2 separate regions of the Mus musculus genome follow, and region 1 is linked to region 2. A link is a loop called in an ENCODE intact Hi-C map of the cell type or tissue named here. Cell type or tissue: gastrocnemius. All regions are shown on one strand. Links, peaks and the distances in the headings refer to the core of each region. The heading gives the core; the rest is flanking DNA.

The links. Hi-C counts contacts between places; a loop is a spot of excess contacts. Peaks named below come from ENCODE experiments on the same cell type or tissue, not always from the same donor. Only the 100,000 strongest peaks of a DNase experiment are listed, where the experiment ranks them.
Region 1: it touches region 2 in a loop (29-fold over the local background); 3 of 42 quality-filtered maps call a loop at or near these places.

The regions. Positions count from the first base shown.
Region 1 is chr7:100,973,019-100,975,822 of GRCm38, reverse strand. It overlaps a transcript of P2ry6 not described here. Among named protein-coding and RNA genes, the nearest start is that of P2ry6, 10 kb to the right of the region's middle. In gastrocnemius, for the core only: no CTCF peak of the experiment used is centred there; a DNase peak (open chromatin) is centred at 1,178; H3K4me3 peaks cover 838 bases.
Region 2 is chr7:101,420,028-101,422,831 of GRCm38, reverse strand. It overlaps a transcript of Pde2a not described here. Among named protein-coding and RNA genes, the nearest start is that of Pde2a, 30 kb to the left of the region's middle. In gastrocnemius, for the core only: no CTCF peak of the experiment used is centred there; a DNase peak (open chromatin) is centred at 1,017.

The DNA.
Region 1 (2,804 bases), core at 149-2,648, 450 kb after region 2:
CTTGGACTCCAGATCAGAGACTGGAGGACCCTTTCCCCTAGCCAGATCTTCAGAGTCAGGAAGGAAGACGAGAAGGAAGGCCAGTGACCATCAGGAGGAACACAGACACTCAGGAGGAGCACCTGCTCTGTCAGACACTGTCCTGTTCTGCTGGGCTGACAGCCCCCATCTTCAGCATCCCTCCAAACACAATTCCTGCCGTTAGTCTGAGGCTCAGTTACCAGCTGGCCAGCCCTGAACAAGCTACAGTCTCGGGGCTTCTGTTTCATAGTCTATAAAATGGATCGGTAACTCCAAAGTCCTGGCTGTTCTGAGCACCAGGAAGCAGCTGCTTATGGTGTAGAAAATGTCACAAACCTGCTCTCAGGCTCTGGAGTCAAGTCTCAGGTCCGCCACTTACAAGCCATGTGACACTGGGTAAGTCACTTCACTTCTGTCTCAGCCTTCCCACTTTTAAAATAGGGGCCGTGGTACTTCTGGAATTGCTTTGAGAATTAAAAGCGCTAAAATAACTGCCCTGGGACTGAGGACGTAGCTCTGCGGGTAGAGTGTTTGACTAGCATGCACAAGGTCCTGGGTTGGATCCTCAGCACTGCATCAACCCGATGTAATCCCAGGAGGTAGAACGCGGAGGCAAGAGGATCAGGGGTTCTTGGGGACAGGTCAAGTTCGAGGTCAGCCAGGGACGCCTGAGACCCTGTCTCAAAATACAGACAGACAAAGAAGTAAATGATAAAATGGAAGCCCCTGATGCATAGTGGATAATTGCAAATTATACTAACCCTTCTCTCTCTCTCTCTCTCTCTCTCTCTCTCTCTCTCTCTCTCTCTCTCTCATACACACACCCCAGAGAGGGGAGGGAGGGAGTGGGAGAAGGAAGGAGTGGGAGGGGGAAGGAGAGAGAAACAAAGAGACAGAGACAGAGAAACCTGTAAAAAGGGAAACTGAGGCCAGGAAAGTGCTGGAGTAGCTAGGGGATCCAGGATTCAATCTAGCGACATGCTTCCACCCTCGGAGTCGTCCTCTGCAGCATGGCGTGGCGTGTTTAACAATCTATCGCCGCCTCCTTGTCCCACCAAGGGCAGGCAGCCCAGCCCTATCCAGGCTGGGCGGGACTCCAACGCTGGGTGCCAAGGCCACCGGGCCACCGCCGCTCCCCGGTCATCCTGCTTAGTACCGCAAGAAGCCTGGTACTCTTGGGACCAGAGCTGAAGCACCACCCACGATCCTTCATTTAAGTGGAGGGTTCGCTTCCCAGAGCCGCAGCCTTGATTCTGGACCCACGCGGGCTGGTGCTGCGCAGCGCAGGTGAGGGCGCAGGAAGGGCGGGACACGGAGGTGGCGGTGGAGGGGACCAAAGAGACTGGAAGTGTGGGAGCGGATACTGGGAGTGCAGGACCGGCCTGTCGTAAGCTCCTGGTTCCCCCCACCCCCAACCCCTCGGGGTGGATAGGGAAACAATCGCTTGGAGCCGACAGAGTGCAGAGTACTGGGTTTACTGTGTACAGATGGTGTGAGCGTGCCTGTGTGCCACAGTGACTTTGCCATGGAGTGCAGCCGGGTTCCACGGGGTGGGTACTGGTGCACCACAAGTGTGCACTACCTGTGCTCGGTGTGGGTTGTCGGGTACAGGATGCTTGGTGCTGAGCCAGATGATGGAAGGCAACCAGTATCTGTGTGTTGAGAGTATCTGTGAAAGCCTCCCTCCTCTTCTTTTCCTGCCCTCCTCTTCCTCTCCCAGAGCCGGGGTCTGTTGTAGCCCAGAGTGGCCCTGAACTCCTGATGATCCTCCCTCCACCCATCTCCCAAAACACTAGAATTACTGCTAGTGGCTGCTGAAAGTTTTTTCAGAAATCACAGATGACTCTTTAGTATCCAGGCTTTGGGAGAGTGCAAGCTCACTCACCCTGGATGTAGAGGAGGAAGAGTGTCAGAAGCCAGGCTCCCTGACCCTTCTATCTCCTACCCACTCCGATAAGCCAGGGACACTTCTCTGAAACCACATCCTTTATCTCCAAAGTTCCTATGGACTCCTTGCAACTGTTTCTGCGTTTGTTTTCCTGTGAAAGCGTTGGTCTGCAAAGTCTTCATCTCCAGGGCGGACTTAGGCTTGGCAGTCCACTGTGTTTATCCAGTGATGGGAGCCCTCCAGCCCCCACCCCCAACTGACTGCGAAGGGCTGAAGCAAGTGGCTTCCCAGTTAGGTATATATGGTGTGTGCTATAGGAGGGTGTCACTTTCAGTGCAAGGGAGAAAAGACCTGGACCTGGACCCACGGGACCCTGAGGGGTCATAGCAAAGGAGCTTCCAATAGCAGTCTAGGATGGCCAAGGGGTCCTTATCATTCCAGCCTGTTTCGGACCTCAGTTCTTGCAGGAATGGGGTTGGGCATAAGCATGCCCCTCAGTGCCTCAGTTCTTTTCCTTGTAGAATAGAGATATTAGTAGTAGTTGCCCTGTAGAGTTCCCGTGAGAACTGGCTCACTTCCTGTATATAAAGTGTTTGCACAATACCTGACACATTAAAATACAGGTGGTGTCAGAACATGATGACAGTAATAGAGGTCCCCACATGACTAGGTCCCCACACACCTCCAGGAACACTTCTCACAGTCATGGTTCTGGAGGGGTGAACATCTCAAAGCCCTCCAATTTGAGCAACTGTGGAGTGCCATTCCTGTCCCAAACTGTCATCTCAGCTGCTTTCTCAGCGACTTCCTGTCTCCTGGCAAGTCACAGGCTGAGATAGGCTAGGGATGGAGCGTGGGAGAGATGCTGAAGGAAAATGAGAGCAGCCTAGGGCTT
Region 2 (2,804 bases), core at 1-2,500:
CACTCAGACACAGGAAATACCCTACCACAGCCACACAACCCTACACAGCCTGCTTCACATCCAACCCAGGGACCCCAGAACCCTCAAGACCTCCACACCCAGGATGCCCCTTATATTCCACAGGTGTGTGCATGCGTGTGCGTGTGCACGCGTGCTCACACACACACACACATACACACACCAGCACCACTCCACCATCATCACCTGCTTGCCACCTTGGAACTTCTCACAGTGGCTCCTTCATACACTCATGCAGCTCCTGAACAAAGCGGGAGCGTCGAGGCTCTCACTACACTATCCTGGGACGGAGGCTTTGAGGTGAAAGTTGCATAAAGTAATGTCCCAAACCCTTAATTCCTGATTCTATGGAATGTATTGCCCTGATACTCTCTTGTTCTAGGATCACTCTTACTTATATGTATCCTTATTCTCTCCTATACACACACCCTAGACTCCTCTACACTCAGTCCTGGCAAAGATTGTCCTTCTCCATGGTGCTGAAGCACCACTCAGCCACCAGAGCTCCTAGAAACTCCTTGGCCAAACTCCTCACCCCACCCTAAGGATAGTTCAGGCTTCTCACCACCCATCCCCCAGCCAGGAGCCCTTCTTCAGGACCCCAGCTTCATCACCTCCTGGAAGGATGCCAGGCATCACTCCTCTATACAGAGACCCCTAACTAGGTTGCCGTCCTGCAGCCGTCCCCAGCAGGATTGAACCTCCCATGTGGCTGAGCTCCATGTCAACCCCAATTCCGAGAGGGACTCCCCAGACCCTGTCTGTGGTATCGTTCGCTGCTGCTTATCCAGCCCCCAAATCCCCTTGCTAGTACTCACGGCTCAGCCGGTCGCGCTGCCGGGTACTGCTGGCTCCTGCAGAGGATGGAGTGGCCGCATGCCTGCCCCATCACTCCTCATCATCTGCCTCCCCAGCCAGACTAAGGTGGCACCTCGCCCCGTCCCCCCTGTCCCCACTGCCCAGAGTTCTGACTGGGGCACTCCCAGCAGGCATAGGAACCAAGAGCAATGGCTGGTTCTTGACTCTGCCTGTACTCAACACACGATCCAGCTCTGCTGCCTGGGCTGCTCCGCCTGCCTCTCCGGCTGCTACTGCCTCTGCTGCTAGGCTGGCTCTGGGAGGAGGCTAGAGCAAGTCTGATAATGCAGAAGGGGGAGGGAGCGTGGAGGAGGAACAGAGAGAGGCCCAGACAGAGAGAGAGAGGAGGGAGGAGGGAAAAGACACACAGAGGGAGAGACTGAGAGATACACAGACACAGAGAGAAACATCTGAAGGGAGAGATAGCTGCATCTCAGAGAGATAAAGATGGAAACACAGAGACCAGAAAGGATGCAGAAACACAGCGTTCTCATAAGAACCAAGATGGGGTTGGGGACCCCAGGGACAGGAGGACACAACCCAGACTTTCGGAGGCCCCACCACAACATCCCTCAGGGTGGGAACACACACACCATTATCCTCAGAATCTGGGACGGCAAAGCCTCTTGCAGAACTAGCTGTCATCCCTTCTAGGCACTCTGGCTGTCTTTGTGTCGCGTCCTAGGGCAACCAGTGTGAGCTGCCTGTCACATAGCAGACTCAGCCTTGTCACAGAGTCTACCTTTGGTGACTGCTTCCCAGGGCCACTGTGGGAGCTGATGCCTGAACTACTAGGAGTTGTGAGTACCCAGGTGCTCCTCCCCCACCTTCAGTGGCCACAGGTTCTAGGCATGGGGGGGATCTGCATCCATAGCCTGTCCTCATGGAGGACTCTTCAGGTCAAAGCTTTAACCTAACAGAATGGGAGCACTGAGCAAAGGAACAGGTAGGCAGTTGTCTCAGTAGACAATTAATGTGCGTGGGAGAGAAAGTGCCACACCATGAAACAGGCGTGGTGGTGGGTGGGAGACTGTTAGGGTAAGGAAATGGAGCTCTGACTCTACCACTGATTTATTCATACGTTTGCAGACACCTGCCACTGGTCAGCCCCATCAGCTATGACTCAAACTGTTTCTTGCCCCTCTGCCCACCCTGACCCAAGCAGGAAGTTGCCAATGTTTCCAGTGGAGGGTCTTAGTTGTGTCTTTAAAGGCAGAAGGGAGAGCTAATCCAAGGAGATGCTATGGTGAGTCTCACGGGTGACCTCATCTCTTCAAATCATGGAGAGTGTGCCACCCCCCGCGCGCGCGCACACACACACACACACACACACACACACACACACACACACACACACGGCTCCAGGCAGAGAAGCCCCTGAGACTTAATGGAAACCTGACACAAGCTGAAGGACAGGAATGCGCCAGCTTGTGCACGCAGCCTATCCAAGCAGAGTATTCTAGACGCAGGAGGCCCATAGCCTCAGACGTGCCAGCCTTTGCTTCCCCTCTGGAACCCCAAAGATGGACCTGAAAATCACAGAAAGCTCTGGGGGAAATGCATCTCACTCAGAGGGAACAAGGATCAGGATGGTTCTAAGACAACTGAGCCAGTTCAGGAACTGGTGTCTTACTTAGCCTGGCACCTCCCTGCTCCAGGATTGTGAGCTGAGGTGCTCCCCAAGGTCTGGACCATGGCTGTCTCTCACAGCTCTCCCTCGGACTCAGAATCTGCTCACAGACCTGAGGGGCTGGTCAGTGGACCTGGGCCAGAAGAGTTCAAATGAGGGTGCCTCCTGGGTGTGGGTGCTCGAAGCCTTGACTGGCCCCCTTTCTGTTCTCCCACCTGGAAACGGTAGTGGTGGCTTCCTGCTCAGAAATCTCCTGGGAACAAGGTATTGTGCTCTGCTCCTTATCCAAATGCCAGCC